Linked DNA regions of Mus musculus: regions 1 and 2 are each linked to region 3. Evidence: chromatin loops called from intact Hi-C (ENCODE). Cell type or tissue: left cerebral cortex. All regions are shown on one strand. Each heading gives the region's core, and the rest is flanking DNA. Links, peaks and the distances in the headings are about the cores only.

What was found. Peaks named below come from ENCODE experiments on the same cell type or tissue, not always from the same donor. Only the 100,000 strongest peaks of a DNase experiment are listed, where the experiment ranks them.
Region 1: it touches region 3 in a loop (2.9-fold over the local background); 2 of 42 quality-filtered maps call a loop at or near these places.
Region 2: it touches region 3 in a loop (21-fold over the local background); 2 of 42 quality-filtered maps call a loop at or near these places.

Annotation. Positions count from the first base shown.
Region 1 is chr16:41,993,165-42,003,951 of GRCm38, forward strand. All of the region lies in intron 3 of Lsamp (limbic system-associated membrane protein), which reads left to right. Gm52229 reads left to right here. Exons shown (of 1, transcript XM_030249356.1): 1 at 1-10,787. Among named protein-coding and RNA genes, the nearest start is that of Gm52229, 34 kb to the left of the region's middle. In left cerebral cortex, for the core only: no CTCF peak of the experiment used is centred there; DNase peaks (open chromatin) are centred at 4,002 and 4,472; H3K27ac peaks cover 181 bases.
Region 2 is chr16:41,930,198-41,940,984 of GRCm38, forward strand. All of the region lies in intron 2 of Lsamp (limbic system-associated membrane protein), which reads left to right. Among named protein-coding and RNA genes, the nearest start is that of Gm52229, 29 kb to the right of the region's middle. In left cerebral cortex, for the core only: no CTCF peak of the experiment used is centred there; DNase peaks (open chromatin) are centred at 5,673 and 8,188; H3K27ac peaks cover 5,222 bases.
Region 3 is chr16:41,740,396-41,751,182 of GRCm38, forward strand. All of the region lies in intron 1 of Lsamp (limbic system-associated membrane protein), which reads left to right. Among named protein-coding and RNA genes, the nearest start is that of Gm46551, 100 kb to the right of the region's middle. In left cerebral cortex, for the core only: no CTCF peak of the experiment used is centred there; DNase peaks (open chromatin) are centred at 4,826, 5,827 and 6,345; H3K27ac peaks cover 2,039 bases.

The DNA of each region.
Region 1 (10,787 bases), core at 869-8,868, 250 kb after region 3:
CCTTACTAGGATAGATAATTATTCAGGTTATAGATTTGCCCTCCTACATGTAATGCTTCTTCCAAAACTGCTCCCTGTGGACTTTCAGAATGCCTTATCCACCATACTGTCTTCCACACCAGATTGCTCCTGGCCAAGGAACTCACTTCACAGGCAAAGAAGTCTGACAGTGGGCCCATGATCATGCCGTCCACTTATTGCACCATGCTGTTCACCATCCACATTTAACTTTAGCTAAGTCATATACATACATTTCTTGGTATTTTCTTTTAATTTCAAATCACTCTTAAGTGCAGAAAGTCTGAAAAGAAAGTGAAAGTTCTGGCCTGCTAGAAGAATTTACAGAGTCTGGGGAATCTATTTATGCATGTAAAAATCAGTAAAAAGACACCCCATACTATTTGTGTAGAAAGAAATCATCTTTAATATTTTTTTTGTTGCACAGTGTTTCTAAAAGCCCTTTGTTTATTTGAGGGATGGCCCAAAGCTCATACCCAGGTAAAATGGATTCTGACACAGTCAAGAAATGCAGATGTATTCATATATAAATATGCAAAGAAGGTCATGTATCAGTGATATATGCATATATATATAATATCTCTTAAATGTTTCCTAAGGCTTGCGGGTGGGGCTTTGCCAAGACCTGACCTTGGTCTTGCTATACAAGCCGTCTGCTACTAAGCTAGACTGCCAGCCCCTTCTTAAACTTTTGGATGTTGGCCTAAGCAGTGACATTCACTTAATGGATATTTATACTTTTCCTGTACAAGGTAAGGGAGAAAATTAAAAGGAAGTTACATCAACTGAGCTAGCTCATCCTGAGTTATAGTCCTTGAGAAATCCCATAAACATCCCTTTAATACAATGGTAAGCAGTTATTGCTAGCCAGGATGAAAACAGACCTACCATAATGTTAAAGTCTTAAAAGTATTACTCTTCTCTGCCTTGGAGCTTCAAGGTCTGAAAACACACTGAGTTAAGAAAGAAGGAAAGGTCAGAGATGGCAGTATTATAATTACTTCAGCTGGAAGAAAAGCTCTGTGTATACTCACAATAAATTAGACAGAACTCATTCTTATGGGCTGATCTCATGGCAGAAGAAGCCCCGAAATGAGTTCTTGTTTCTGCTCAGGAAGAACAGGAACTGATATACTGGAAAAACAAAACACTATCTCTGCTGTAGTCATCCATCCGGCCTCCAGAGAATCACGTAGTTTTTCCTAATGGAATGCCATCACTTTCTTCCAAAAGGAAGAAACAAAATAACTGGGTGCACTTCGGATTCCATAATCACCCCTAAGTAAACAGCCCAGGCCATTTGTAATGACACCACCCCATTCAATAAATAAAGAAGAAGAAAAAAAAAGAGTTGTCTGTGTCTTACTTTGTGCACACCTAACAGTAGTTTTTTAGAATATATGTAGGGTTATTAAGTAGACTATTTTACTGGCCCAAAGAAGGTACATATTGGTCTGTGGTCCAAAGCAATTCCAAGATTGCATCGATCACTATGAATGATCCCCCTTTCATCTAATAGTAAGATATGATTGGTGTCTGACATTGGTTTTATGCTCTTGCTCAATTTTTTCCTCTGAGTTCTTTTTAGTCTTCCTTCTGGAGAATAAGGCTTCTCACTCACCTCTCATTCCTTCATTGTATCTGAGGTGGGAACATGGAAATATCCTCCTCTTAGACACTACCCTTCTGTGTTTCATTGTTTTCTCATGTTATGATGTCCAGAGTTTTAAATGTGCGAACGTGCGCGCGCGCACACACACACACACACACACACACACAGAGAGAGAGAGAGAGAGAGAGAGAGAGAGAGAGAGAGAGAGAGAGAGAAAGAGAGAGAGAGATCAAGGGACTAAAGAGATGGGTCAGGTGAGCAGGAAGTTTCTGATTTTTCCAGAAGACCCAAGTTTGGTTCCCAGAACCTATATTTGGGAAGCTCATAACTGCCTGTAATTCTAAGTCCAAGGATTTGAATGCCCTTTCTGGCCTCTACTGGACACCTTCACACATCTGACATATACTCACATAGACAGTGTGTGTGTGTGTGTGTGTGTGTGTGTGTGTGTGTGTGTGTTAACAATAATAATTAATGAGAAGATTAGGAATTTGAGGGAAGCATGGGAGGAGCTAGAAGAAAGATAGGTAATATGTCAAATTTAGTATCCATGTACAAAAATCCTCAAAAGCATTAAAAAATTTTATAAAATTTCTCAACTAGATAAAACTAAAAGTTTATATTTTCCTCTCAAACATTCTTGGTTTTAGGGTCAGGCGACAAAATTGGGAGATGTGTTTCCCTCAGCTTCCCAGTAGACTGATACATTGGCTTGCAATCAGTGACGGGTACCATTTACTCTGCTCAATGTTCCTCTGGGGAATTGTTTTCAAGCTTGTTTTACATCCTTTGCTTCTTAAACCCGACATCGCCTTTCCAACTAGCTTAATTCTTGCTATGCGTGCCCCTACCAATAACACGATCTTCCCTCTGAGCTCTTTAATTAATGAACAGGTTTTATTGATTCTTTGTCACCCTTAGTCTTTTAAAAACCCAATTTCTTACCACTTGAAATCAAGAAGCAGCTGACTTTTATACCGTTCAAAGCACCAAATTTCTAAATAGCTACACACCTTTCTGTAGCTCACCAATGTGACTACTAAACCAGTACCATCTTGGACAGTGCTATTACATCAACATTCTGTTCCTGCTGCTGATTTTTTCTTTCGTGGGATACTCATCAGAAGCTGTCAGGTGAAACCCTAAATTTCACTACACATTTCATAGTTTCGGGATCTCTGTAACCAATCATTCCTCCTAGTGACCAGGATCATTTGTGACTGAAAACTCTCTGGCCGGTGTAACTTTGTCATAGAGTTTATTCCCTCAGTGCTGCTTAGAGAATAAAGTGCGCTCTAAGCCCAGTCTACATTAGCCTGTTCTCAATGCTTCCCATGTGTGCTCAAAGCTCACACCATGTTTTCTTTGGGTGTACTCTTCTGTCTCTGTCTTCTTTCATGCTGCTCATGTTACTGAGATTGCCTCCTTCCCCTAAGTCTGAGCAGAAGCCTCACACATTCACTCTACACACATCAACGCATGCATCACTTTCTAAATCATGCCACCATGCATCCTGCCCCCTCCACCATGACTTAGGGGAACTACACTAAAAAATGGCTTTCCATTACCATAGCTGCCATATCCAGTCCCCATAGTTTACTAAAGTCTTAGCAGAAATCATATAATCTTAGCAGGAAGCATTTAGTCATCTATTCCATGTGTAAGTGAACACACGAGCACTTGGACAAGGCTCTGTTTTCCTTTCAGCTGTGCCCACATGTCTCCCTAATCTTGTATCTCATGAGGATCCTTAATAAATGCTTAGCTGTTGTAAGATGCACAAAAGTAAAGGATCTTTCATATTGTACCTATTCTTCATGGTCTCATTTAAACAAGTATCAGGCTTATAACTTTATCCTGGGTTTGACACCAAAGTTACAAGAATAAAGGAAGGAAGAAAGGAAGGAAGGAAGGAAAGAAGGGAGGGAGGGAGGGAGGAAGGAAGGAAGGAAGGAAGGAAGGAAGGAAGGAAGGAAGGAAGGAAGGAAGGAAAGAAGGAAAGAAGGAAAGAAGGAAAGACAAAAAGAAATCTCCACTTATAATTCTCCAAATAAATTCACATTCAATATGCCAAAAGCTTAACAATTATTTCTCATTCATACCCCCTTCTAATTATGGATTTTCTTTGTTATTAAAAGGCAGACACCCTCTTTCCAGCAAGCCAGAATTGTCCCTCTCCATCTGAGACTCTTCCCACTTGCTGCCTCTACCCCAACTGTCTCTAAGCTTTTGCTGTAAATATCCCTTGGACTGTATGACTTCCCCTCAAGGCTTTCTATCTCTTCTGCCTTGTCTAGCTTCTTGCAAGAGTCTCCAAGCTGAGCTTCCTACCTACCTCCTGTCTGACATTCCTCCAGTCTGTTGCTACTCTGCTGTCAAGTGATTGTTCTATAACACAGCCTTGCCATATGTCACTTCCATTTCAACACCATCCGTAGCTTCCCACTGCCTGCACTTAACATCATGGCCTTATGCAGACATGCAGCAGGTTCTGCCTTTGCCTGTGCACACATCCAGAATTACACATCATTGCCTATCCAGTACTTATCTCTGAAAACCCCAATTTGAAGAACCATTCACAAGTTAATAATTGGCTGGCCTTGCCATATTCTGCCTTTCCATGGGTTTGTCTTTCTCCCTGTGTATTTTGCTGCGGATGTACAGTATTAATTTTTCTTCATGGAAAACATTCTTTCTGGGCAATGCTCAGTGTACTAGTTATTGACTGCACTTGCCTTATTACTGAAGAAAAGGGAACCCCCAATCAGAATGCACTTCATATATTAGTCATCCATTGCTTCATTGATGCTGCTAAATGCCACATGGATGTTGAGATTTTTCTGTAGTGAGCCACTACATTTTCCTTTTGGTGTCTGGGAAAAAAAAAGCAGCCTTTAATTTGTGCTTTTTTTTTTTAAATGGCATTTTTAAATTGGCAGAGGCATCAAGGAAGGAGTAGAATATAGAAATGTTGAATTTCCATGGCATCACTTTTATAGAAAATTCCAGCTGACCTCTTTAGCAAGCTATTCAGACTTTTGCCTTAGGAATGGGCTTTTTCTTTCTTTTTATTTTTTTAAGTTTCTGTGGACAATGATTGGTTAAGAGATAATGGTGTGCCCATGGGGGCAGGGGGAGGAGGAAGAAAGAGGGAGGGGAGAGACAAAGTGGGGATGCTAAAGCCAGCATAGTCAGTGGCAAGCAGAAAAACAGAAAGTGAGTAAGCAGTTAAAAGTTAAACAAACAAACAAAACAACAACAAAACCCGACCCTGGCTCTGACTATGAGGGAGAGAAAGAGGGGACAAGGAGAAATAAATAATCTCTGTCACATGAGATGCCATGTCAAGCCAATGTGGGCTAATAACAGAAATCCAGATGACAAAGAGCTCAGCATCTAGACCAGTGAGACCTTATCAAAGAGCTCTTGGACTGGAGTCATGCCATCTGTATTTTCTGTATTTACTTCCTAACTTCCTGTCGGTAAATATTTCATTCTTTATATTTTGTCTTTCCTTCCTTCAAGAATAAAATATTGAGTCATTGATTCTCCGCGTTATCTTTCTTTTCTTATGAAAAATTGTTTTCCCACAGCAGAAGTGATTACAGTATGTCCTCGATGGACCTGTAACTCATACTTTCTCATTGCCAAAGCCTCCATCATCAACACTGGTGCATACCTAGCCACACAGAAATTGAGATTTTATATATATATGCTCAAATCTTCTTGTGACTTCATGCTTAGAAAGAATAAGATAATTTACGTAGGTAAACATTGGAAAAGGAACTAGGGGAGAAACATTTGCTAAAATTTGAATGTGCAGATATGGTTTTGTTTGTTTGTTGTTTGTTTGTTTGTTTGTGGCATTGGTTAGAGTCTCTTAGAGATCAGTATTTGGAGAGTGGAGCCTGTCATGGTAAAGGAAGAGATCATGGGACAATATTGAGTAAAATACTATAATTGTTAATATTGTCAAGCCCATACAATCTAGAATCATCTTAGAGACAAGCCTCCAATTACTAAGGAATTACTAAGATTAGGTTAATCTCTTCAGGTGCCTGTGCTTGTGCCTGTGAGGGATTATCATGATTAGTTAGTTCTGGTAGAAAGATCTACCATACTGGGCAACACTGTTCCCTGGGATTGGGTCCTGGACCTTATGAAAAATGGGAAAGTCTAACTGTGGATGCAATGTGACCAGCTGCTCCAAACTCCTGCCACCCTGATACCTTCACTACAACACACGACACCCTCCACCCTCCAGCTAAATCCTTCATTCCTAAAAACTGCTTCTTTCAGCATCTTATATCACAGCAACAGAAAATGTAAATAAGGCCAGTGCAACACAACTCAGGTGACCTTTCTACTTCTAGATGACTAGCCAATCAGAATTCAGATCATGTAGATACTATTCAATCAGTATTCATTACATATGTCTAGCAACCTGCAGGTGTTAGAGAATAGATGGAAGACAGCAATGAGATATGTAATAAGATCACAAAATAACAGATAGAAGGAAATTCCACAAAAAGTTGAAGGGTTAATAGACTTGCAAAATGTATTTTCGGGCATTATAATATTTACACACTTTTATAAGATCACATGGTCAATGATGGTCAAAAAAAAAAACAAATAAGTGAATTTATAATAGTACCTACTGCCAAATTTATTATAAGAGGCCCAACTTTGTATAAATATGTAATGAATTGTTTCAGAAGGAACTTGACAATGGCTCCTTAGTAAGCATTAGAGTCCTGCCATTTTTCTGAGAATCAGTTTTGGAGAACAGGACACTCCAAAATGCCTGTCTAGGTTTATATTCTATCTCTTGAACTTGCTTCTTTTTAGATGTGTTTTCCATAATACAGCAGTTTCTATGGCACAACACTCATTTCACACCACAAATGCCATGCTGTTCTGGGGCTATAATTTATGGAGTTTAAATGAGAATCGAACTCAGCCAGGGACCAAGGAACTATGACCTCAGGTTGAAAAAAAATCCTTTAGACACACTCCTCACGGCTCTGGTTATCACCAGTGAAATAACAATTCACCTCTATGTTTGCTTTTGCTGGAACTGACACTGTAAGTAACAAAATACAGTGAGATTTCAAAGAAAGGAAAATGACCTTTAAATTTTCTGAAGCATAAAGGCCACTTCATGCAACAGAGAACAGCAAAAGCTATGTGGCCTTAGGAGGTGAGTGAGATGAGTTAGATTAGGGGATAAAAGGGGCAGGCAGCTGGGACCTTGGGGTTTGTCCTCTCTGAAGTCGCAGGACTAAGGTCTCCTTTAAATGGAAAGCAGAGGTGGGTGAATATCAAAAGTCCTCGCACAGATAACAACCCAAAGATCTCAATAATTATGCGAGGTGACAAGAACTGTAAAAGCTAACCTGCTATTTTCAAAGTGTTCCAGTATGGTTCTATAAAAACAGAACTGAAGAAGCCCAGTGAAAATAAACATATAAATGTGTCCTACTAGCTGTAGTCCCAGAGATCTTAGAAATTAAGACTATTTTCTTTCTAGACTACGAAGACTCAATCTCAAAACATGAAAACACTATGGGCTTATTTCTCTTACAGTTAGCTTTTAAGAAGTCCAGAGACTTGTGAGGAAATTTTAAAACTACCAAAAAAGATTTCAAAAGCTAAATTAAATAAAGTAATTTAAATTTTTTGTATTTTTATGAAACTAAATGGTTAAAAAAAAGTTTAAATGAGGTGATCATTTTTAATGTGGAGGGGGCTATCACGGACTGAGACAAAAATATTTTCCCATATGTTTCCAACCTCACTATCCTTAGAAAAACCCTTAAAAATCTAATGGGGCTTCTGATAAATACTTTGATCAATAAATCTTATTGAAGGATGAAAGGGAAGAAAACAACAGATCTAAAAGTAGATAAATTTAACTTAATGCCTACATAAGGAAAACAGTAAAGTAAGTCCGTTAGCTAGCACAGGGAATCTTTAAGCAGCAAAACCATAAGCATAATACACAATACACATTTACTTCATTAAATGCCTGCTGTGTGAAGAGGTATTTGTATTGAAAAAGATATACCACAGTTACAAGAAGTTTTTTTCTGTACTCTAGAGAAACCAAATGTATGGTTATCTGAACAATTATTCATGAAATCCTCCTATTCAAAGCAACTCCACTGTCCATTTTATTCCAGAGACTTTAAGGAACAGAGATTTATCTGTCTCTCCTGGAAGCATGTTCCAAGGTGATATGAAGAAACAATGTTGTAAGCCCTCACTCTGGACAGCACCCATTGTCCAATTTATATTTATGCTCTTAGGTCCGACTGTGTTTTTAAAGGAAGCCACAGAGCCATCACAGCCGAATTTCCTAATACCAACTGAGTGGTCACTCCATCAGGAGATACTTATATCTAGCACTTTCCAATGATCTGGTAGACATTTCATGTTGGTTTTGATAGGACTAGCACACATTTTCTCCAAAGTCTTAAGTATCATATATCTTGGCTTCTTCCTACCTCCTTCTGCCATATAAGCTAGAAGTTTTAGATAACAACAATTAACCTTCTCAACCATAGGAGTTCAAGATGAGCTTTTTGTAAAACTGAAGGGGATCCTCCAGTAGCAGTGGCTTCCCTTTTCCTTTTATCCCTTTCTCCCGTCTGAGTCCTTCTTTATCAGGCTGCATCTCTCCATCTGTGTGTTCTTTGCCTGTGCTTTAAGTATTTCACCTCTGCAAGCAGATAGTGATCTCATTTCGGGTTTTCAATGTTCATCTATTCATGTTTTGTTCTGTATGTATACTTTGATTTCAAGTAAATTTGGTCATCATCAGTCCATTACTAATTGTGAAAATCAGAATTATCCTCCCAACATCGTGCATTGTAAAAGTATTCATTGTCTCAGCAGCCCAAATTGCCTTCAACAAGATCAAAGGGAGGCCATAGGTGAGGTTTGTTTGAATTTTTCTCTGACATTTTTCCCTCCACCTCATGCTTCTCTCAGTTCTCTTTCTTCTCTCTCTCTCCCTCCCTCTCATCCTCACTCCCTCTCTCCCCCTCCCTTCCTCCCTCCCTTCCTCCCTCCCTCCTTCCCTTCCTTCCTTCCTTCCTTCCTTCCGTCCTTCCTTCCTTCCTTCCTTCCTTTCTCCTTTTCTCCTTCTCTTCTTCTTTCTCCTACCCTTCTCTTCCCCATCCCTTTGATTCTTTATCATAGTCATCTTTATCTTCTTCTTTCATTTTTCTTTTAGGGCTACCCTTTTACTCTAGACATTACTCACTTCTTATGATCTGTGAAATGTAGAGTATTTAATACCTTGATGTTATCTCCAAAAGATATGGAGTATTTGCATGGTAAGTATACAGTTAACAATCTCGATAACCAGAGTTCACTTACTTCTTGTTTTTCTTCCCCATTATAAAAGGAACAAAATGTCTTTCTTAGACACCTTTTGGGTTTCAAATTTTGTAGAAAAGTGCCAATGAATAGTTTAGAATAATCCTAAAGGGAAAAGTGATTCATGATTTGGAAGAGGTTGGTCAAGGACAGCTAGTCAATCACACTCTCTGATCTTGAGGTTCTTTATCTGAAAATGGGGACTTGTTTATCTTCAGTCATTGTTGAGATTATCAAACTGTAGTTTGATATATTAGTGAGTCTTATAAATTATAAAGTATTATTCATGCCCATTATATTTTCTTTCAGAAAGCAATATTTAACAGAACCATGAGTTGGCCTGAAGGACATAGTTATGAAAAGGACATAACTACAATCTCCCTATTTAAAAACTAAAGCCACATCCTTCACTTCTCAGAACTGGGTCTTTGGGGATTTCATTTAAAAGACCATTCAGAAAGAATGCCCATTGGGTCTGTTATCAAATCTACCAATTTCTTAAATAACAGGATTAATTTGTTCATAAAAGAATACCTTTCCAGTGCATTGATTTAGCATCTTTACTTACTTTATAAATGGGATCACTGGAGTGTTCTCCAACCATCTTTTGAAATGTAATCTTGAAAAGAGGAAAGAAGAGAGAGAGAAAAAAGCTAGAAAGAAACAAACATTGTTGAAGGGGCTTTTTGAGAAGTCAAGGTGTTAAATACTACAGAGCTTACTGTGGATGGCTTGTACTTTAGAAATCTCTGTTTTGAGAGAAGGAGGATTATTTGGTGGCTTCAAAGGTGTTTATTCTTGAATATTCGTCTCAGTCATCATCTATACACCATCTCATCCTTCCTCTGCCACATCTTTGAATTTCTTTCCATTCATCATGTTCCTACCCTTACAGAGTCACTGAAGCTGAGTGGTGAGAGAGCATCATCCTCTGGCTGATTCCAGCTCATCCTTTGCTTTCAAACTGCAAGGTTGTCACAGAGTTCTGCTTTAGTCCTCTGCCTTGGTCTTCAGTACAAATCAGAAACATGCTAACACCAACCCCTCCTACTAGTTACAGACTTCTATTTAAAGTATCTTTCCATAAAGCTCCTTTCTTACACGCGTTCTCACGACCGGCCAGGAAGAACACCACAAACCAGAATCTTCTGCGGCAAAACTTTATTGCTTACATCTTCAGGAGCAAGCGTGCAAGCCTCAAACCCCCCATTGCTTACATCTTTAGGAGCCAGAGCGCCAGAGCGCCAGAGCGCCAGAGCGAGAGCTCTATATTTTACATCTTTAGGAGCAAGAAAGCAAGCCCCAAGCCCCAAGCCCAAAAACGAAAGCGAAACCCCTTCCCTCTTAAGGAGAGTTATCCTTCGCCTAGGACGTATCACTCCCTGATTGGCTGCAGCCCATGGCCGAGTTGTTGCCACGGGGAAGGCAGAGTACATGGGGTGGAGAAATACCCTTGGCACATGCGCAGATTATTTGTTTACCACTTAGAACACAGCTGTCAGCCCATCTTGTGACGGCGAATGTGGGGGCGGCTTCCCACACTCCTTGATGTATCTTATGATTGTATCTCAGACACAAAATGTCCTAAAAAAAGATCCCAAAATCCACTGGGAAATTTTCTTATGGCTCGGGAATACTTCATATGCCCCAGTATAGGGGAACTCCAGGGCTAAGAAGTGGGAGTGGGGGGGGGTTTAGGGGAACAGGGCGAGGGGAGGGTATAGGGAACTTTCAGGATAGCATTTGAAATGTAAATAAAGAAAATATCTAAGGA
Region 2 (10,787 bases), core at 1,613-9,612, 190 kb after region 3:
GACTCTTCTAATTGCATATACAAGGAAAAGAAACATCCCTCCATAAAAAGACTTCCAAATGACAAATGTAGGTTTGCTTATGTAAAACATCTACTTTAATCATTTCCAAAGGTTTAATTAATTCAACACATAGCATTGTCAGAATTTCCCAATACCTTCCATTTCTCAGCCCCCAAAGATGCTTGTAGTCACAGACTTCTGATTCTCTATGCCTGGTGCCTCTCTGAAGACACCTCTATACATTTAAACATAGGTTCTTTCAAATGCTGCAAGGAAGAAAGAAAGACCTTGGAACTGTATCTCGTGTAGCTCTTTCTTTCCTCTCACTTGAAGACATCAAATAAATGCTATGCAAACTATTCCAATGCTGCTCTAAGGGTGGTATTTTAATTGTACAGAAGAAAAATTACTCATTGTCATTTTCCAATCAACTGAAGCCCTTGCCTAGTATAAGGGAAGATCGTAGTCTTTAGTCTTATGATAGGGAGAAAATGAGAGACGTTTGAGCAACACTTCCATTTTGCTTTATATCCCAACCTCCTTCCTCCCATCCCCAGCCCTGCCTGCCTTTCTGACTTTTCCTCACTATCTTTAGGCTTACCCAATGAATAGCCTTCAATTAAAAGTAGACGTGCTTAAGCAACTGCAGTGCAGATTTGAAAGAAGGAGAACCAGGCTCAGCACAAAAGAGAGCAAATGAATTACAAATAGAAAGAAAACATTCAACATATTCCCCCAGTGCAGACATAAATACAATGTAGACGCTTCAGGCTACTCTACAGAGGAGTCCAAAACTAACACTAATAAAGTTTGGTCTCCCGTTACCTCTCAAATGTTTATTTACAAAGAGAATTTCTCTGACCTTCGTCGATTCATTCATTTGTGGGTTTTATTTCCTCCATTTGTTCCAAAAAAAAAAAATGTTTTAAATCCCTTTTTCTCAGAGTCCTAATCCAGGGCCATTGTTCCAAAGAAGCCACAGCTTAGATGATGCTTCCTACATACCAGGCAACATGCTAATGATTTTACATGACTATCTTGCTAGTAGTAAAGTTAATTTTTGGATTCTGACTGTAAGAAAATCAAATATTTGTTACCAGGGGGTTGTCTGTATTAGGAGGCTGGGTGCTTGGGGTCTTGATTAAAGAATTAAAAAAAAAATCACACACAAATGGCAAAGCAGCAAAAGTTTTATTTAAAGAGAAAGTGCAAGATATTCTGTGAGCAGCATGCCTCTTGAACTACAGTTCATCCAGATAGTGATTCCTGCTTAGGGCTTCCTTTAATGGGGTCCAGGAAAAGGAAGAGTTGGTTGCTAAAAGCCACGTGTGCATTATTTTTCTGGTCTTGTTGACAGCCTTGGGTTACATAAACCTTTCTCTGCTGTGCATTTCCATGACGCATCTGATTTTAATCATATGCATACCGATTATGCATAGGTATGAGATGGTAAATAGAGATTTCACCCTAAACGTTCACTGAGAGGACAGTTTGGCTTATTTTGAATGTAGCCATGTAGATTTTCCCTTTGCTTGAAGGGGAACATGCATGCATCTCAATACAGGTAAGGGTCCTAGGTTTCCAGGTACATCGTTAGGAGAGAGGGTGGGTGTATAGCCCAAACCATGTAGAGTCCCAGGTTGCAAAACTATTTCTATGCTTACCTGCCTCAAAATGAAGGTTAAGTGCTTTAATAAAATAGGAATCCAGAATTTAAGACCAGTTCTAAAACACAGTGTCTAATCATTAAATTATACATTGTAAGCATATATTTAAGGAGATGGTCTGCTTGCTTCACATGTGTCAGTTATTCCTGTATGTAGAACATTTACCACACTCACAGTCTTTATGCTAGACCCTTCTTATATTTATGAATATATATTAGTAAACAACCACAGGACCCTGAGGCCTAGTTCAATGTTAGCTAATTTCTAAACTTTTCTTCTCAATAGATTGAGTTTGTGCTACTGTAAAAACTAATCATATCGAAATCTCTCTGTGTCTCTCTATGTGTCTCTTGTATCTCTCTCCTCTCTGTCTCTGTCTCTTCTCTGTCTCCCTCTCCCCTGTCCCCTCTTCTCTCTCCCCTTCCCCCTCCCTCCTTCCTCCTTCCCCCTCTGTGTGTGTGTGTATGTGTGTGTGTGTTTAGTCTCTAAGTTCCCAGGTATGATTATTATTATTACATATGCTAGGCCAAGTATGACTGCACAATCAAGGGACATAGTCTATGAACCCCACATAAAAGTCAATCATACCACCACATAATCATACCAATTTTGTTTTCTTTTTGTGCCTTTGGGAAAAAATTACCAAAACATATATTCCTGCTGATTGCTTTTCTGAAAGGAGTGGAACACAATTTCAAAGCAGTTTTAATTTGCATCTCCCTAATGGCTAAGGATGCTAAACACTTTTTCAGAAATTTATTGTTCATTTGTTTTTCGTCTTTTAAGAACCCATCTGGTATGTTCAAGTTCAATGGCCCATTGTGATTAAGTGATTGGGAGTAACAGTATTTAATCTTTGCAGATCTTTATATATTCTATGGCTTAGTCCACTATCTGACACATAGTGGTTGTTTTAGTTAGGGTTTCTATTGCTGTGTCAAAACACCATGTACAAAAAGCAAGTTTGGGAAGAAAGAGTTTCTTTGATTTACACTTCCATATCCCTGTTCATCAAAGGAAGTCAGAACAGGAACTCAAACAGGGCAGGGACCTAAAGGCAGGAGCTGATGCAGAGGCCATGGAGGGGTGTTGCTTACTGGCTTGCTCCTCATTGTTTTCTCAGTCTGCTTTCATATAGAGACCAGGACCACCAGCCCATAGATACTGCTACCTGCAATGGACTGGGTCCTCCCTGAGTGATCAGTAATTAAGAAAATGCCCTTCATCTGTTTTTTTATTGAGGCATTTTCTCCATCTAGTTTCCCTCCTTCCAGACTCAGTTTGTGGCTGTCAAGCTGACATAAGCTTAACCAGCACATTAGGTAAACATCAGTTTTCTTATTCTAACTTCTCAACTTGATGATTGCTTCATTTGCTTTGGAGAAGGTTTTCAGGATTATGCAATTCCATCTGTCATTTCCTGATGCCATTTTGTGTAGTCCTTTGCCATAGACCTTGTCTATGTATATGTTGATAAGTTAGCTACCCATGCTGTCCTCCAGCAGTTTTAAAGTTTCAGGCCTTACATTAAGGACTTTGACCCATTCTGAATTGATTTTTTTTTGTGAAAGAAAAGTATCTCGTTCAGTCTTCTACATGTGGGTATTCAGTTTTCCTAATACAATTTGTTGAATGGGTTGCCCTTTTCCATTTAAAGAAAGTGGAACCTTTGCACACTTCAAGCATTAGCAGAAACTGCTGCAACCACTGTGGAAATCAGTATGGTGGTGGTTCTCCCAAACTATGAGACAGAACTAACATATTGCACAGCTATTCCACTCAAGATATATACCCAAGGGACTAAATCAGCACACTGGAGCCATACTTGAATAGCCATGTTTATTACTTTTCATAAAAGCAAGAAAATGTACTAGCCTAGCTACCCATCCACAGATCAATGGATAAAGAAAATTAGGTGTGTATGTGTATATATATATATACACATACACACACACACACACATATATACTAATCCATGATATATGTGGTGTGTTGCCTAAGTCTTCCTCCTGCTCAGAGGGGGCATTGGTTGAGAAGTCATGGATGGCTCAGACACCCAGAACTGGTGAGAATGTGGCAGCAAGCTCCTTTGTTAACTCTCAAAGAGTATTTTTTTATACCCTCTACCTGTGTCCCATTGGTCCCATAAAAGTGTGTCCTCCAAGTAGCAATTTCTGATTAGCTGTCATTTTCTGGGTCACCAATCTCTGGGCTCTCAATCAGGCTTCAGTTTGGCCCTTATGTAGAAGTTGCCTTTGCAGTTGCAAGGCCCTATTGGCAGTTAACTGACATTTATGTAGAAGCAACCACTGCCCTGGCATCTAGGCCTTCCATTCCTCCTACAATGGTGCACATATAAATCTCCCCATTATTCATCCATAATAAAAATTTATAACAAGACAATTATGGCTTTTGTGGGAAAATGGTGTAAATAGAAATCTTTATTTTAAGAAAAATAAGTCAGACTCAGCAAAACAAATACAAAGTATTTTTTCTCATGCACTCTTCCCCCCCCCCACTCCTGTGTGTGTATGTGTGTGAGTGTGTTTTGCTGGTGAGCTTTGTAAATGCCATACAACATAGAATCATCTCTGAGAGAGGCCTAATGAGTGACTGTCAACATAGAGGTCATCTGTGGGCATGTCTAACGGAGGTGTCTTAATTAAGTGCCCAGCCCACTTTGTGTAGTGCTATTTCCTGGACTGTGGGTCCAGAACTATATAGGAATGGAGAAATCACACTGGGCACAAGCAATCGAGCAACCAAATGGCCAGTTATCCACTCATTTCTCTCGGCTCTTGAATGTGACTATGAAACGACTCCCTAAAGCCCCTCTTTAACTTTCCAGCAATGGTGAACTGTGACCTCTAAGTGTAAGCTGAAATAAAGCTCTTTCCTTCCCTAAATTGCCCTGTCTGTTTGTCTGTCTGTCTGTCTATCTTTCCATTCACCTATCTATCCATTTATCTATGTATCTGTTTGTTTATTCATTTCCTTTTCTGCTCCATTCCATTTTCTCCTCTTATAAACTTAGGACTTTCTGCTGGGGCGTGGTTCCAATCACTGTGAACTGGATTTTGCTCTCTTAAAGGAGGATATGAAAAAGAGTAACAGAATACATGTGACCTGAGACCAGAACTGTTTGGAGGGATAAAGGGGACCAGCAACAGTGAGGCAGAAGTAGGGCTCAGGAGTCAATGGGTTAGGAGATGGAAGAAAGTAAAGATAAAAAGCAAAATATCCTGGCACACATGTATAAAAAAAAAAGTATGGTAATAGAACCCACTGCTCTGTATGCTAACTTAATAAGTAACTATAAACAGAAATTTGTTATTACACACATACAACCATTATACTTTCTCTAAATGATTTATCCTAGATTCTAAAGTATTACCATCTGCTATTCATATTCTTCTAAAAGACAAATATCCTGGAGTTTGAAAAGGGTTTTCAACAAAAGCAGCCCTACTAAGTCAGAGGAATTAGAGGCTCAGAATCTAGGTCTTCTCTTGTCTCATTCTTGGTAAATAGAGTCTCCCATAGATAATGCTGTGTGCTTATGTGGGTCAAGTCTTAATTTCTATTCCGAGCCACAAATTATCAGTCTGTCCCCTCCTATTATCCAGAAAGGTTCCCTAGTTGGTCTTAAAAAATAACTCCCATTCTAGAAATACAGAAATATATTCTGTGAACTTCCTTTTAAATATATTCTGTTTCCTGTTTTAAATGAAGAAATGATTATGTGGTAAGAAGAACTGCAAAATGCTCCAGGTAGAACTGTTTCACTATGGGAAAGATAAATATATACAAACCATGTAGAAACCTTATTTGTTCTGGTAAATTTTGACTCTTCAGAGGGAAGATCAGTGCAGAGGGCCTGAGGCTCTGCATTGGTTACATAACATACTTTCTTTAAATAATTCCTGAGGCTCTGTTCTCTCTTAGTGGGGACACAGAGAGAGGAATAAAATCCTGCAGGTACAAAAGAAGCCAAGGAAAGCCAAAAATATAACGTGCGACTCTCCCTCCCCCACCCCCCTGCAGCTGCAGTGTTTACCAGCTAAGTTGAAGAGGAGCTTGGTTAGACTACTGGAGAAAAGAAAAAAACATGCTCAGTAAAGTGTTCCCTCAGGCAGTTTCTAGGAATATCTCAGGCAGTTTCATAATCTCCATAGGTGCAAATATAGGTTGTGACTCCCTTGATGAGAAATGCTATCTTTCTTATTCAAATAATATTTTATACTGTCTTGGCCTGGATTTTTAAAGAGAACTTGCATTCATATCATACACCACAATTATTAAACTCAAATGTGAGGATGTCAAATTTCTAGGGTACTTGTCTGACATGATCAAGGATCTGAAAATGTGTCCTTCAAGGTCCTGAAAAAGAAAAATACAGATAGTCAGGACAGTTGTGTAGGAGAGAAACGTGTGACAAATAGCAAAGACAAAAGTGACATACTGAATTAGGCCAAGGCAGCAAGGTCTTTTGAATTGTATCTTCAGTCCTTAGAGCAGAGGATAAATGCATATGTCTCTTATACATGATGCTAAACATTGCCTGGGAACTACAATACATCATAACATAAAAATGGATAAAGAGACTAGAAGGTGAGTTGTATTTTCATTAGCAACGTGCCCATCAATGTCTCCAGTGAATGAAGACAGATTTCATACAATGGTCATTATCTTAGAACATAGGGAGATTTAGAAAACATCAACTCCAGTCTCCAATTTTCAGGCAAATGTGCTCTTACATAAAAGTTGTACAGTTTCCTTTTTAATGACATTTCTGTCAGAGTCATTACTGGCAGCTGCCATTGTAGATACCATTGAGTTTTCATGGCTTGTGAAGTCCAGGCCAGGCCAGGCCAGTCAACACTTGATGGGGTAGCAGCTCTGCCACCTGGAACATGCACATATCACAACTGGATGACAAGCAAGGACAGAGCTACAGTAGTGCATTCACTTTTCATAGTCACTTGCCTCACTTTCCCCAACACTGTACTGGCCAGAACCCAAGTTTGTGACCTAAAGCTCCCGCCAAGAGACTAGAAAATATAGAAAATTGTATGGATATCCGCAAGGGACAAGAGGCTTTACTTCAGCCCCCAGGCACATATTATTAGATGATAAATTGAGAATAGCAATTTGAAAGTGCCGTCAAAGTTAGCAGCCCACACATTAATCCTTCCAGGAAGCAGATGGACCAAAGGACAGGGTCCATAATTCACAGAGAACAAACAAGACCAATGTAAGAAATGTCCAAGCAGACAGCTAGCTTGGGAGCCAAAGATAAAATGTTAATGTGTTTATCTTTCCTTATGCATTGCTTTGGACAATGTGAGACATTTGAAACATTTTAATAGAGGGTGTTAAATGAGAGAAGATAGAAGTCTATTTGGAAAATATATGGATCCATGGGAAATGTGGCATCTCTGTTCTCTTACCCCTGTTCCTTCTCTCACCCCCTTAGCACATCAGTGGTGCTCTTTAAAGTTCTTGTGACTTTAGTGCAAGTGAACTGCTCCTCTGAGCCCCATGAGGATCTATGAACTATGATATATTTTGAGCCACTTTAATATCTAGTTGGATGAAGGACAGAGGATATAAAAGTTTTAAATGTGTGAATGCTGGATCCACGTGTCAGGAATAGCCATAAAACATGACATTTACAAATGTGAATGTCCTGATCTCAAATAATGTCATCAGCACAGCATATTCCTGTTTGGTTGACAATTTTTCTTTTTTACAATGCTTTAAGACACTTTAAGCAACATTTATAATAATTTACTCTACTTTGTAATTAGATTTACTGATTAGAATCTTGCTCATTTAGATAGCTGTTTTCTCTTAAATGGATGGCACCAGCTGGCTTATAGCTGAAACCTGCTCTGACTCTGAAAGCTGTCAGAGGGGCCAGCATAAGGCAGAGCCTCATGGTATACAACCTCATGTAAAAGTATAGAAGGGCTGTCTGAGTATTGCATTCTGTAACATTTCTTTGATAATACTGTATATATATTAAATATGTCGGAGGAGATTTTCTTTGAAGCCTAAGCTTTGGCTACTCTGAGCATACATTTAGTTTTCATGACAAGGGAAAAGGCTGCTATTATTTTCTGTCAGCCTCTAATCATTAGGGCAAACAGCTAAAAGTCTAGTTTGAAGTTGAGCCACTTGGGGTATTTCACTATGAAGACAAAGTGATGGGTATATAATTAACAGAAGAAAGCACTAGCAAAAAGCTAGGAAAGCATGGTAGTTATAAGTAGCCCTGACTCTGTTTGGAGACGAAGATGCTATAAGTTGTTCATTCTCTTATCATGCAAGCTATGGGAAGACTTCTAAACTTAGGAACTATCTATAGCTGCAAGTGTGACCAGTACGGGGAAGTTTGACTCATGAAAGCCAACTGCTCTCAGCAGCCACATCTCTCAAGCCTGATATTTTCCAGAGAATTGTAGCCTCTTCCTGAGGCCTCAGTAAGAGGAAATAGAGTACTGGACAGATGGGGTGGCTTGCCCTTTCTCCATGGGTTGTAAAGAAAGAGACATGGGCTGAAAATAAAGAATATTCTGGACAGCAACCAGGCTTGGTTCTCGGTCCATCTGGAGCTGCTGGAATTGAGAAAAACACAAGACTGCTGCTAGCTGCTGTAGTGTGAATCTCTTATTCAGTTGGTGACTTATGAGGAAGCCGTTCTTTCAAGCGCCTTCGGTCTCCTGAAATGAGGAAGACAAAACAGGCCTTCTGCACCAATGCCTGACTTCTTAGACTTCCTCTCCCCGGATTCCCAATCTCCGACTCCCTAAACCCCCAACTCCTTCGGTGTCTTTTACAAGACCCAGATGATTGGCAGAGAATGTCAAAGTAGCTGCCTCTACGTCCTGTCCCCTATCTCAGCCCATACACATAAACTCTACTTCATGTTCTGTAGAGTTCCAGTTGCTACCTAAGGTTGGAAGGCTGCTACCCTACGGATCACTGGGCAGGACCTAATAGAGAGCTGAGGCTGACTCTAGCAAGAGAAGCTCCCGGTACTGCTTCCCAGAGGTCTACTGATTCTGACCTATCCCGGAGGCATCTCTTTGCAGAGTTCTCTATCCCATACTCTTCCCACAGCGAAATCTTCTCCCAATATGAGCCCAGAGCTCCAGTACACGTTAAAATTGTCTCTAGCTAGAAGGGTCAGTACACACATCATGTTGTATAACCACAGCACAGTGAGATGGATACAAATGCAGTTGCAGAGGGTCAGGCTGCCTCACAAATCATTTGCGCGAGTGCTCCGGCCCCACAGCGTGTTACCAGGAGACTGCCTTTTGTGAGAATTGATCAACTCTCCTAAACACAGGTGTTGTGCATGTTTATGTGTGAGACTGGGAGGCCAGGTGGGCAAGATTTTGATAGGCAGTGTTTGTTTCCTAAGGACGTGGTGGTGCTTTGAATAAAACATCACGGCAGGGCACAGAAGCGTGAGAAGAGGAATCTTCGACATTTTCTCCATAACATGCCTAGGGCTCTGAACAAACAGGTGGGGGGCCCTAGGCCCCTCCATGTCTAACTTTACATTTAGCTCAAGATTAATTAGAGATGCACCCCCATTTGATATTCATGTGTTGAAGCAGAGATGGTGTGCTCCCTCTCTCACACACCCCTGTACCCTGCTTTGGACTTTCAAAAAGAGGATGGGGGAGAGGGAGAAATCCCACTTCATCATGGACAAACTTAATTCAGGCAGCAAAAAGACTTGGGTAACAGATCCATTTTCCACTGAAAAATTGCTTATGCTTTCCTGGCTATAGACATGAATATTATCACCATTATTTGGGAAAGTGCCTCAAAACCCAAATACCAAATTCTTTACAGTATAATATTGAAACTGAACAGAGCATAGAAAAGGGAAAATGAACTTTAGTAAACCAAGTTCCCAGAGGCTCTCCACAATTGTTGCCCTTTCGAACTCTGTGCTTAAAATAACTGCCCATATACCCAGGCTTTCTGATCCCTGGTGAGCTTCTGGGCTACTGTTTAGTTTAGTCCATAAGGTAGCATTCTACATGTCGGTGATAATGGAGTTTGAAATAGCAACACTCTCCATAAGTCTTCCCAAAACAATCAGTTGAACCCATTATCAACGTAATCAATTTGCTCTTTAGCTTTCTGGCATTGGTCCAGAGCCTCAGTTGCCCAATGAATGGCACAAGGTAGTCTTTAACAACAGAGTTATGGTAGGGACCAAAGAAGGCAAAGACACTGCTGGTTTGTAAACAGTTTAATGTGATGTCAACTAGCCCAGTGTTATTGTTAATGATTAATATTGTTATTTCTTGCCATTTTCAACTTCTTTATGTCCTGTTTTATTCTTGAATAGTCATTGATTTGCTCGGCCCAGAAAAGACTCACAGGAGAAATTTTAAGTCAAATGTATCAGTTCCATGCTTTGTTTTGTGATGTTCTCCTTACTCCCAAATCCTTCACAACCTTATTTACCTCTCTAGAATTCTCCAACCTATGTAGAACTGCAGAAAGTGTCTACCTCCCCTAGCTATATTTAATATTTGCTGGCAACTACTTTATTTTTTCCACTAGGAATAATTTTGGAAAAATTATAATTGGAATGAACTAATTCATGATTGTTATAAGAAAATGATGTGAATGTTCTATGTTCTGTCAAAAATGGCTTGTGACAGGCTTTGAACAGAAATAATGCAAAGAAAACAATTCTAAACCCTCCCAGTCCCTTGGTTTTTTTTTTTTTTTTCTTTCTAAATATTCTGTCTCCTGGACCCTGGAACAGTGGAAGGAATCAGCTCTTGTCAGCACCTTTGTTTTCAACACAAGTTTTGAAAAAACTCTTCCATTACAGTCTAACTCCTTCTTCCACATAAAGAACACCGTATACCTTAAACAAGGGGGAGAACAGAATTGGGGAGGGGCTAGTAACTTGGGCAGGAAATTATTAAGCTTAAGCAGTTCTTACAAACACCATGGTTATCTCTCATTTTTTTGATTCCCAAAATAAATGGAAACGAGATGACAAGAAGCCACCTTGAAAAGAGTGACGATTATTATTTTCTTGATAACGTCTTGTTGGCACTTCGGTGGAGTCACTAA
Region 3 (10,787 bases), core at 1,757-9,756:
AAAATGCAGATAACAGTTAATTGTGGGGTGCCTGGCCTCAGCTGGTAGAACTATAATGCAAGCCTTACATTTGAAGTTCAGAAAACACTGCAAAAGAGATGGCAGAAGGATGGGAAATCTGTCTCAATACAATGTAATATGCATGAAAGGAGCACTGTACCCAGGAAATCTTGGTAATATGGTAGCCTGAGTGAGAAGGAAAATTCAACAACACTTATTGATAGTCCAACGTGATTTGGAGAATTCACCCTAGAAGAAAAGCTGCAGGCAACCAATGCTTGCTTTGCGACCCTATAGGTGGAACAACAATATGAACTAACCAGTACCCTCAGAGCTCATGTCTCTAGCTGCATATGTATCAGAAGATGACCTAGTCAGCCATCATTGGGAAGAGAGGCCCCTTGGTCTTGCAAACTTTATATGCCCCAGTACAGGGGAACACCAGGGCCAAGAAGTGGGAGTGGGTGGGTAGGGGAGCAGGGTGGGAGGAGGGTATAGGGAACTTTCAGGATAGCATTTGAAATGTAAATAAAAAAAATCTAATAAAAAAAAAAGAAAAAAGAAAAAAAAAGAGTGGGAATTGGTAATCTTAATGTATGAGTCCTAAGTTTTCAGCCCTAAAAAATGAATGGGCAATACTAAATTTTTTCATCAGGTTGCATTTATAAACATATGCATACATATATATTTCCCCCATCATTTAGTAAAGAATTACACATATTAAAAATAAAAGGAAGGTCCAATTCATACTCTGCATGCATTGCTCTTAGTATTGATATGAGGGTCACATTCATCTTCTATGAATCTCTCTAAAGAAGAATATTGAGTGGATGGTGCATACCTGTCAATCTCACATTTAGGAGAGAGAGACCACAGGAGTTCAAGTGCCAGGCCAGCCTGGGAAATACAGAATTACTCTGTCTCCATTCAAAATGAAGTCCTTTAAACAGCTGGCTCTTTCCAAATTATGAACTTTTTTTGGAATTAATGTAAAGAATCCAAAACTGTATGCACTGCATGACAAACAGTAACAGTCATGGTTCATCTTTGCTTATAGTTCTGAAGAAAGTGTGTGTGTGTGTGTGTGTGTGTGTGTGTGTGTATGTGTGTGTGTGTGTGCATATGTGTGTGTGTGCATGTGTGATGTATGTGTGTATGTGGTGTGTGTGCATATGTGTGTGTGTACACATACATGCAAGTCTTATATAAGTACATGTGGTGGTCAGAGGTTGATGACAGTTCTCTCCCTCAGTCACTGTCAACATTATTTTTTTGAACACTGTTTACATGTGTCCTTTAATTTTATACAAACATCATGATTGTATCCCCTCCTCTTACCTTCCCCAGAACATTCTCATCCTATCTCTCTCTAGACTTCATAAAACATTTTTTTTTAATTTTTAAATTCTTTCATACAATACATGCAGATCATATTTATTTTCCCCTTTCCAGCTCATCCCAGATCGTCCCTACACACCCAAATCCATGTCCTCTCTGTCTCCTCTTCACCGAGAACAAAGAAAAAGGACACACATTATAAAAGAAAAAAAAAAGCAAGACATAACAAAACAAACAACCCCCACTCAACCAAAAACACAAAAAAGTGTACAAAAACCACGGAGTGTACATTTTGTGTTGACCAACTCTTCCTGACTGTGAGAATTGCCCTAGAGTGTGGTTGATATACCCTATGTCACTCCATTGGAGAAAATTGATTTTTCCCTCTCCCTGCAGCTACCTATTGCAAAGGACTTCTTAGTTATGGGTGGAAATTTGTGAACACTTCCCTGTCACCTTGGTGGGGTTTGGCCTGCTTTGAACTTGTGCTGGTCTTGTGCCTGATATTCTAAACATTTCATTTTGCCCCCTTTATCATCTCTACTGTCTTGGACTTCAGCCTGGGCTTACATTTAAAAAGTAAATCTAGGTAATGGGTGAGTGACAGTCAAGATGAAGGGCATGGGTAGGCTGAACCCATGGAATTCTTTTCTTCTCGGTTACTGTGTCCTTGCCTTTTATTGTGAAAAACAAAACAAAACAAAACAAAACAGTGAAATTGAAAACAAGGTAGTTTAGCCTTTATACTATACACTATTGGACTAGAAATGAATCCCTTACGTCACCTTCTGACAAGTATAAATTGGGTCCTTTTGGGTTTGTGCATTTTAAGGACAATACACAGTCTATTTAAAATAATAAATATTTTCAAACATGAAATTCTGAATGAAATATGCCCTTAGAAATATAAAGTACAATGCTTCTCTGCCCTTTGGCTAAGATCAAGTGTAGAAATATAAAGTACATAAAAACCAGAATGATTAAAAGTGTCTCATGAAAAAGCAATTTATTCTTTATTTATTTCATGTTAGTAGTCCAAGAGGCTACCTGCACTGAATGTTGCCTGTTGCTTTGGGATGACAATCAAGATAAAGTAAGGACATGCCTGCAGTGTGCAGACTCACTACCTGTTTTAGTAAAACAAGTCACAACAACCCTGACTGAGCACATTCTAGAAGTTTTCACGTGTGTGAACAAGACCTGTATGGAAGAGTGGAGTTTAGAAATGAGATCTAGGGCGAGCAGTGGTGGCGCACGCCTTTAATCCCAGCACTTGGGAGGCAGAGGCAGGCAGATTTCTGAGTTCGAGGCCAGCCTGGTCTACAAAGTGAGTTCCAGGACAGCCAGGGCTATACAGAGAAACCCTGTCTCAAAAAAAAAAACCCAAAAACAAAAACAAAAACAAAACAAAACAAAGAGAGAGAGATCTAGAATCTGAAGGTAAGACTCCTGTTAGTCCAGTCTCCTATGTAGGTTAAGATACCCAGACAAAACTCACCCTCCAGTCTTTATTTAAGTCACACTCTAACAATAGGATACAGAAGTCAGAGAGACCCTGCTGGGAAACTGTTTTTTGGTTTTTATTTTTATTTTTGTACAGTGTAGCTATATAAGGTCTTGCTTTGATCTATTTACAGTAATTATGTTAGTAACTTCATGAAATACCACAAAATTCAAGAGTCAAGTGGCATGTGGAATGTATCTTATAGACATCTTCTTTTCTCATAATGTATTTGGTGCTGATCTCATTGAGAGGCAGGTTCCTCACTCTCTCCCCCTTCCTTGCTCTCCTCATCCCTTCCATCCGTCCCTTTACGTCTCTTCTCCTTCCAGTTATTCTTTTCTGTGTTGGTATGATTTATTTTATTTTAGTTGCTTGGTTCTACTAATATTTAAGGCAATAAGTTTTATTATGGTGTGTTTGTGCTGTTTGTGTTGATCTCCTCTCACACCCTCCCCTGTGCTTCTCCCCAGTCGTCCCCCCACCCCCCAGTCTTGCAGCTTTCTATCCCTGATAATGCCTGTTTTCCTTTCACATCTTGCATTTCTCTATCTATCCTCTTTACTCCCCTTCCTCTAAACCTTCTTCCTACCTTCATGGTCTCCTTGGAGGTATATCTAGGATTTGCATGTGAGACAAAAAATAACAGGATTTGTCTTTCTGAGTTTGAGCTATCCCTGTGTAATTCTTTCCAGATCCACTCACATTACTACAGATTTCATAGTTTTATGTTTCCTTATAGCTGAATAAATGTCAATGTATATGTGCACCACATTTTCATTATCTATTCCTCTGTTGATGGACACAAGCTTCATGTGTAATATGGACACAATTCAGCAAAAAGTCCAAGAATTTGAAAGCTGGCCTATTTGAGTGTCATTCAATCGTTCTGCATAGTACAAAGACATGCCACAAATTGTATTTCAGAATATCTGTTGTGCCAACATATTAGTCTATTTTTAAAATTATTTGTTTGCAACCCAGTTTGGTGGTGGATTATAACATAATTTTCCCAGCCCCTGGGCTTCTCAGAATCATTATTGTCATTTTTATGCGGTCTTCAAGTTTCCTCAATGTATATTGTAGTTACAACATTCTACCTTTTATTTACCTCCAAATTAAAATAAAATTATGAATTATTATTTCAAAATGACCATTGCACTTCAGAATTGAAAATAATGACAAAGTTCTGTGGGGGTGGGGTGGGGGTGGGAGATGAATAACCAAAAACAGAACTTTTGCAATATCAATATTGTGAGATCAGGTCCTTGTATTTCTGTTAAATGTCAGACAACTACAACTCAAAGGAGAAAGAAATGCTAAATTTTATGACTTGGAGAGTCCTTGATTTTAAGCTCAGTTATCGTGTCTGAGAAGATTTCTTTCTCTTCTAGTTAGACCTCACAAAAGGATTCTAATGCAGTCAAGTGTGGTGCTTTCTTTATGACTGAATTGAAGTGCCAACTTTTTTTCCAATGGTCAGAGCAACATTTCTTATTTAAGTAAATAAATAGGAGGTAAACAAATGAAGGAATGAAGAACTGTCCCAGGCTGCTGCCCACGTCCCAGACTGGCCCCCTCAACCTTCCACATAGTTCTGTTTTGCCAAGTTCTTCCTTCTTATCTTATAGGTAGCATTTGGTCACTTCATGAATTATTCTCTCTGTATGTTCTTTCATTCTTTCTTCTTGCTCCTAACATTCATATCCCAAGAGAAGCTAAAATGAAAAATGAATGAGTCTGTATTCTCCAATCCTTAGAATCTTTGAACAGACTTATAAAGGCACCAGAAAAGCTTCTATTCAACATCCACTACAGGAAAGAACTGAACTATGGTTAGACAGAGTGCTTGCGCTGAAGCAGTATATCTTGGAGGGGCAGCTCCAAGGTGTCTGCTATTATGTTTGTTTCTAACAGCCAGGCCCAGTGTGTGAGCCAAGAGTTGTGCAGGTGCCAAAGGCCAGTCAGCACTTCCTTGCCTGCGCCAGATTGTAAGCCCAGTCCTTTCAGGGGAGAGTGTGTGAGCCAGTCAGTGGGAGTATTTTTTGCTGTTCACAGAACACTGTGTTCTGCCTTCTGGAGCGAGGAGGGCAGGAGCACATAAATCATGCATCCGTTAACATTGTTCTGCAATGTGGAATTCATAGAGGTCACAGGATATCTGTTAGTCACCTGCACCTGGTAATTTACTGTCACTCCTATTCTGGCTCATTTTTCTCCACACTGCTTCATTACTTCAGGACTGCCTTTTCTTATATGATAAGTATAATCTTGTCCATCATTTCTTAATTAAAATATGGCTTCACAGTTCACTACAAGTTCTGAGATGTTTGTTAACGGCAGCTACCTTTGCTATAAGTTTCAAAGAAATGATTAAAGGTAACAAGGAGAAAGAATCGACTGGGTACTTTAGCATCATCTGTGCTACAAAGCTTATCAGTCCATGAGCGTACAGCACAAAATTAGGTAGACATGTTGGGGGCAGTTTAACAGTTTCCTTTGCTTGCTAATTTCTCACTAAAGTAGCTAAGGACAGTCCAGTTGAGAGGGAATTCTCTCTAGTTTTGAGTTCAGCAACCATTCACAAGCATATTAGACATCCATCAAAACCCAGTGAGGTTCATTTAACCCAATTGTTTAAGACCAATGCTCATCTGATACGAAGCCATTCCTTGCCTCTGGCAGCAAATCTACTCTACTACTTAAAGAAGAGAAGAAGAAGAAGAAGAAATGTTTCCCAAACTCTCCTCTTCTGAGGCTGAACCAGCAGAAACTAGGATTGATTTTCCTGGCTTGAAAATGGCAGGTGCTGTACAGACAAACTAAGATCTTTGCAAACCACGTTGGTAGCTCTATAAAGCTAGACTGATGCTGTAAACCCTTCGTCTGGAGAGGGTATGGAACATGTGATGATTTGTGTCTATATATGTTAGGTGAGAGGAATTACTCAAATTGCCCTAGTACAAGAACAACATGGTCTCCTTACCCAGAGAGGGTATCATCGTGGGTGCTTGAATCCTCCTGTTTACCAAAGGCTAGTTTTACTACTGTGTTTCCTCCTATCCATGCATATAACAACATAAGAAAAACATCAGAATTTAATGACATAATGTAATAAGAGATAGCTGAATGTTACTATCTCAAAATGTCTCACACTGTGATGTTAGGAGATGATACAGTGCCTCCATGAGACAGTGTGGGGTGTAGAACGCAGTCACTGTGATGCAGCATTGGACTACTTACTACTTAAGGGTTACATCACAATTCTGCACCAGTCAGCCTGATAAATGTGGGGACTCCTAGATGATTATTGAGGGAGGGATCTTTGTGACCTGGATATACTATGGTTGACCACTTGAAATGGAAACTAAAGGAAGTAAAATCGCAGATAAGGGGAGACTGCTGTACAGATGGCTTTACTAAAAGAATGCCAACGTCGTCGTTAAATCTAGGGAATCTAATTTTGCAGTCTGTGGGATTTAGAACAGAAGGAGAAGGAAGCGTCATATGGTCACACTCACTACTGGCTTCTTGGAAAACTGCTACCCGGTGATGCTAGTGAAATGGCCCCCCAAATATGGACTAGCCGTGGAATGTGAAATACTAATTTTAGCTTTTCAGAGATCGTTTGAAGCTCCCCCGCCTCTCTTCTACTACAATCAAAATCCAGACTGAAAATTGTTACTTCTTTGTATGTTTCTCCAGATTTGCTCAGTTCACGTACCAAGACCTGATCCCTAACTTTGAACTGTGAAACATGAAATAGCTCCCATCCCATCAGTTGTTGGAAAATTTTAACGGTTGAAAATGTAACAGAGGGGTATCTGAACCTTGCAGTTTAAAAAGGCAGGCTTTCTAGGATGTAAAATCCATAGAACACCAAATATATCCATAGAACCAGTTTTAAAGATATTGTTAAGACACAAGAGTGCTGGAGAAATGATATAAGTATCTATCTGAATATAGTAGTTTCCACCTCTATGACCAGTAACCAAATTATATAAAGACTATATATTTTAAAAGAAAATGATTTTGTCTTTTACTCTGTCCTTTTCCCTGCCAGCCCTGTTTGATTCATTTTTCCTATGAAGCCATTTCTGACTTCTTCATTCTACAATGAATCCCCCTATAGGTTACTCCTGTCTCTCAGAGCACCGAACCTGTTAGTCTCTAAATGCTAACTTCCAAGTGGTTCTGTGTGATGTCGCATTTGCTTTTCTGTGCATGTATTATCTATCTGAGAGGCCATGGGCTTTCTGTTATTTCTATGGCCTTTAAATAATCACATGAATCCTAGGCTGACCCTGGTCCACATATTGATTGACTACTGCTTCTTTTTAAAAATACAATGTCATCATTGTGCACTAATTTAATGAGGCAGTGACCTTCAGTCGAAACTGGGGCCTAACTTTAGAAAAATCAGTATGCAGGCACGATGAACTCACATCTTGTAGCATCTGCTTTAGACTAGAAGGATCAGAGGTCCAAATGTCTCACTCAAGCTCTGTCATGATCAGTGATGGGACTTTTCAAGACCTTGTAGAGAATACGGCTATCAAAAAAAAACGTTGGTCGATTTAATTAATAATAATATAAGAGCCAATTTCACAGCTCATTACCCCAAGCAGGCTAGAACACAGAAGTTGAAGGGAGGCTCACACACACACATGGGCGTTGCTGCTTTTGGTCTTGATGGTGACCCATAGCCAAATGGACAAGAAATGTCCTTTTGCTGTGTGTCTTCAGCAACTAATCATTTGTGTCTACATTAATTCAGGCTCAATAACATAGAACAGAGAGAAAGTAGGAAGAAACAGGAACCCCACCCCCTGGTTTACATCATTAATAAGGCCAGGGATGCTTCAGGTTCCTCCTCCCTCTCCCCTCCCTTTCACTTTCTGTTTCCTTTAACTGAAGGCAATTCATCTCATTTTAATTAATTTTTACTTGCAGCATTATCACCCTGAGTATAAAGACAAAAAGTTTTTTTTTTTTTTTAATTACAAAGCTCACGGCATTAATTACTAGTACAGTAAATGCCTAGACGCACAAAGCTCCGTGCCTTCCAAGGAGCTGAAGCAGCAATTGGTGAACATTCCAACAGTTGGAAAAATACTTAAGTCACAAAGGAGAAACCTTTCTGCAGTTCTAATATGAAGGCTGTCCCTGCACCAACTGAGCCACTGCTTAATTGAAGGTGACATGGCTGATGAACTAGAGACAGGACTATTGCATTAGAGAGGACAGGTTATTCATAGAGTCACTCAGGATTTCCTGCTGAGGATACAGTCAGGAACAACAAAAAAATCTAACAAGTTTTGAAATATATATATAAAATCAGCTGCACTAATTTACCATTATTTTATATCTGAAATGTCAAATGTCCTTCTTTTTACTCTTTTTTGTTGTACTAAATTATTAAAAAAAAAAAGGCTCTGCACTCAAAGCTGAAACAAACCTGTGGCCTGATATTGTCAGGAACTATTCATGCGAGTTCATGTTTTCAGAGGGTACCATTATGGCTGAAATTGCATAGTGATATGGCTCTGCATTGGTGAGATTATTGACAATGGCTTGTTCACTATATGACCGTGCACCATGAACAGAAGATGGGGCCTGAAGCAGAGCTCGGTTATAACTCTCAGTAGCCTATCTTCAGTGACACATGGCCTGATACTGGCCAGCATTGAGTGTCCTCAGAATCAGTATGTATCCTTATTAGTCAATCATTGACATAGCTACTTTACACAAGAACTTACAGAGGCTCTATGGCCCAAGCCCCTGTCTGTGTTTGTCTTTGACTGTAGTTAATGTTTGACCAAAAATACCTCAAGGAAATATCCCTACCACATTACAAGAGAAAGATGAGAACAATGGATGGCTGTGAGCATCCACTTCTGTATTTGTCAGGCACTGGCAGAGCCTCTCAGGAGACAGCTATATCAGGCTCATATGTAGTAGAGGATAGCCTAGTCTGTCATCAATGAGAGGAGCGGCCCTTTGTCCTGTGAAGGTTCTATGCCCCAGTATAGGCAAAAGCCAGGGCCAGGAAGCGGGAGTGGGTGGGTTGGGGAGCAGGGGGAGGGATAGGGGATTTTCCAGAGGGGAAACAAGGAAAGGAGACAACATTTGAAATGTAAATAAAAAATATCTAACAAACAAACAAACAAAAAAGATGCGAACAAGCCGACTCCCATCTCTGCCCTAACATGCCTATATTCTTTTGCCAAATGATCTTAAACAATTCCACACCTCTGTCTTTCAGTAACATCTCCATGACTTTCTTGTATGTCTAAACATTTTCATAAACCTACTTATAATCTTCATTCTTCCAACAATCACTTCACTGTCTGTAATTCAGTTATCCCCTTTTATACTTTTGAGTCAGTAAATGCTCTTTCACTGGGATCTTTTAATGAAATCTTGAAAATATAATGGTACCACATATAAACCTGAAGTTACTTAGGGGGGAAATGAACTTGAGTCATAATTTCTAGAGCCTTTGATGTACACAGCTTAGAAACGCCACCATAGCCACACATCCCTGATCTTTCCAGGTTTTCCACAGGACCACCTAGCATGGGAAACACAAATAAAACATATTACTCTTTATTTTACTTCACTGTTTTATTTTATTACTGGGTATGTATTGATTTTTCAAAACTCCCTATGTTAATTACTTTTCTCATTGATATGACTATATACCTGACAGACTAACTGAGGAAGGAACTATTCCTATGGGCTCTTCTTTTATTTTTCCAGAGGCTCCCATTATGGCTGAAATTGCATAGTGATGTGGCTCTGCATTGGTGAGATTATGACAATGGCTTGCTCACTATATGACCATGCACCAGGAACAGAAGATGGGACCTAAACCAGAGCTTGGTTATAACTCTCATCTGTCTATATTCAGTGACTCATGTCCTAATTGGTACATCCTATATCATCTAAAAACACCAGCACCAGTACAGACTGAATGTTAGATCCATGGGCCTTAGTGATACACTTCTAATTCAAAGTAAAATACCAACTATACTCCCAATAGTACTAATATTTCTTAAAAGTCCAATCCCATCAGATATGATATAGTGTAAGCACTTTCTTTCTAAAGGGAAGAGTGAAAAAATAGTAAGGCCGGGGTGCATTAAACTACTGAAACACAGGCAGACAAAAATCAAATTCTATGTTTCATACTTTATATCTAGAGCATATGGTGGTGTGATATGACACCCAAAGGATTTCAAGGAGGCATGCACCTACAGTTTTGTAATGTATAGCTCACATGGATTCTCTTTTGAGCTAACTAGTTTCTGTCATGCCTACAGCTTTCTTCTGTACTTGAGCGCTCTCTATCTTTCTGATATCTCCATTGCAGCTTTGGCCTCATGTATCACTCATTTAGGACATGCCTACAGAGATCCTGACCCTAGCCCCTTCTTTAAGCCTGTGAGAAAGTTTCCACATTCTCACACTTATATTTGCCACTACTGCTAAAACAGTATCAGGTGCAGGACACTAAAGTTGGGCAACAGTTCAAGAATTATATACAACCTCAAAGACGATGGTTGATGCAGTGTTTGATTGCCTGGGCATGGTATAAAGTTGTTTCCTGGGCACCCCTGGGCAAAAGGGCTACCCCAAGGGCTACTATACCATGCTCTCTTCTCAAACCCAAATGTTTCAAATAAATTTACTTCTTTATAACCTTGATGGGTGAAATGGAGGGCAATTGCCAAGATGTCCTCTGTGAAGTTTCTTGCTATTTCAGATCCAAGAACTTGGGTTCTTTTTAAAGGAACTGATGGTCTCTTGAGAAAGCATATTATTACGTGTTGCAACACTCTTTCTAGCACAACTGGATATCTGTGGGGTTTGTTTCTAATTCTCTGTAAACCTAACCAAAAGGAATTTGTCACAGAAATGTCACACATGAATGTTACACTGCATT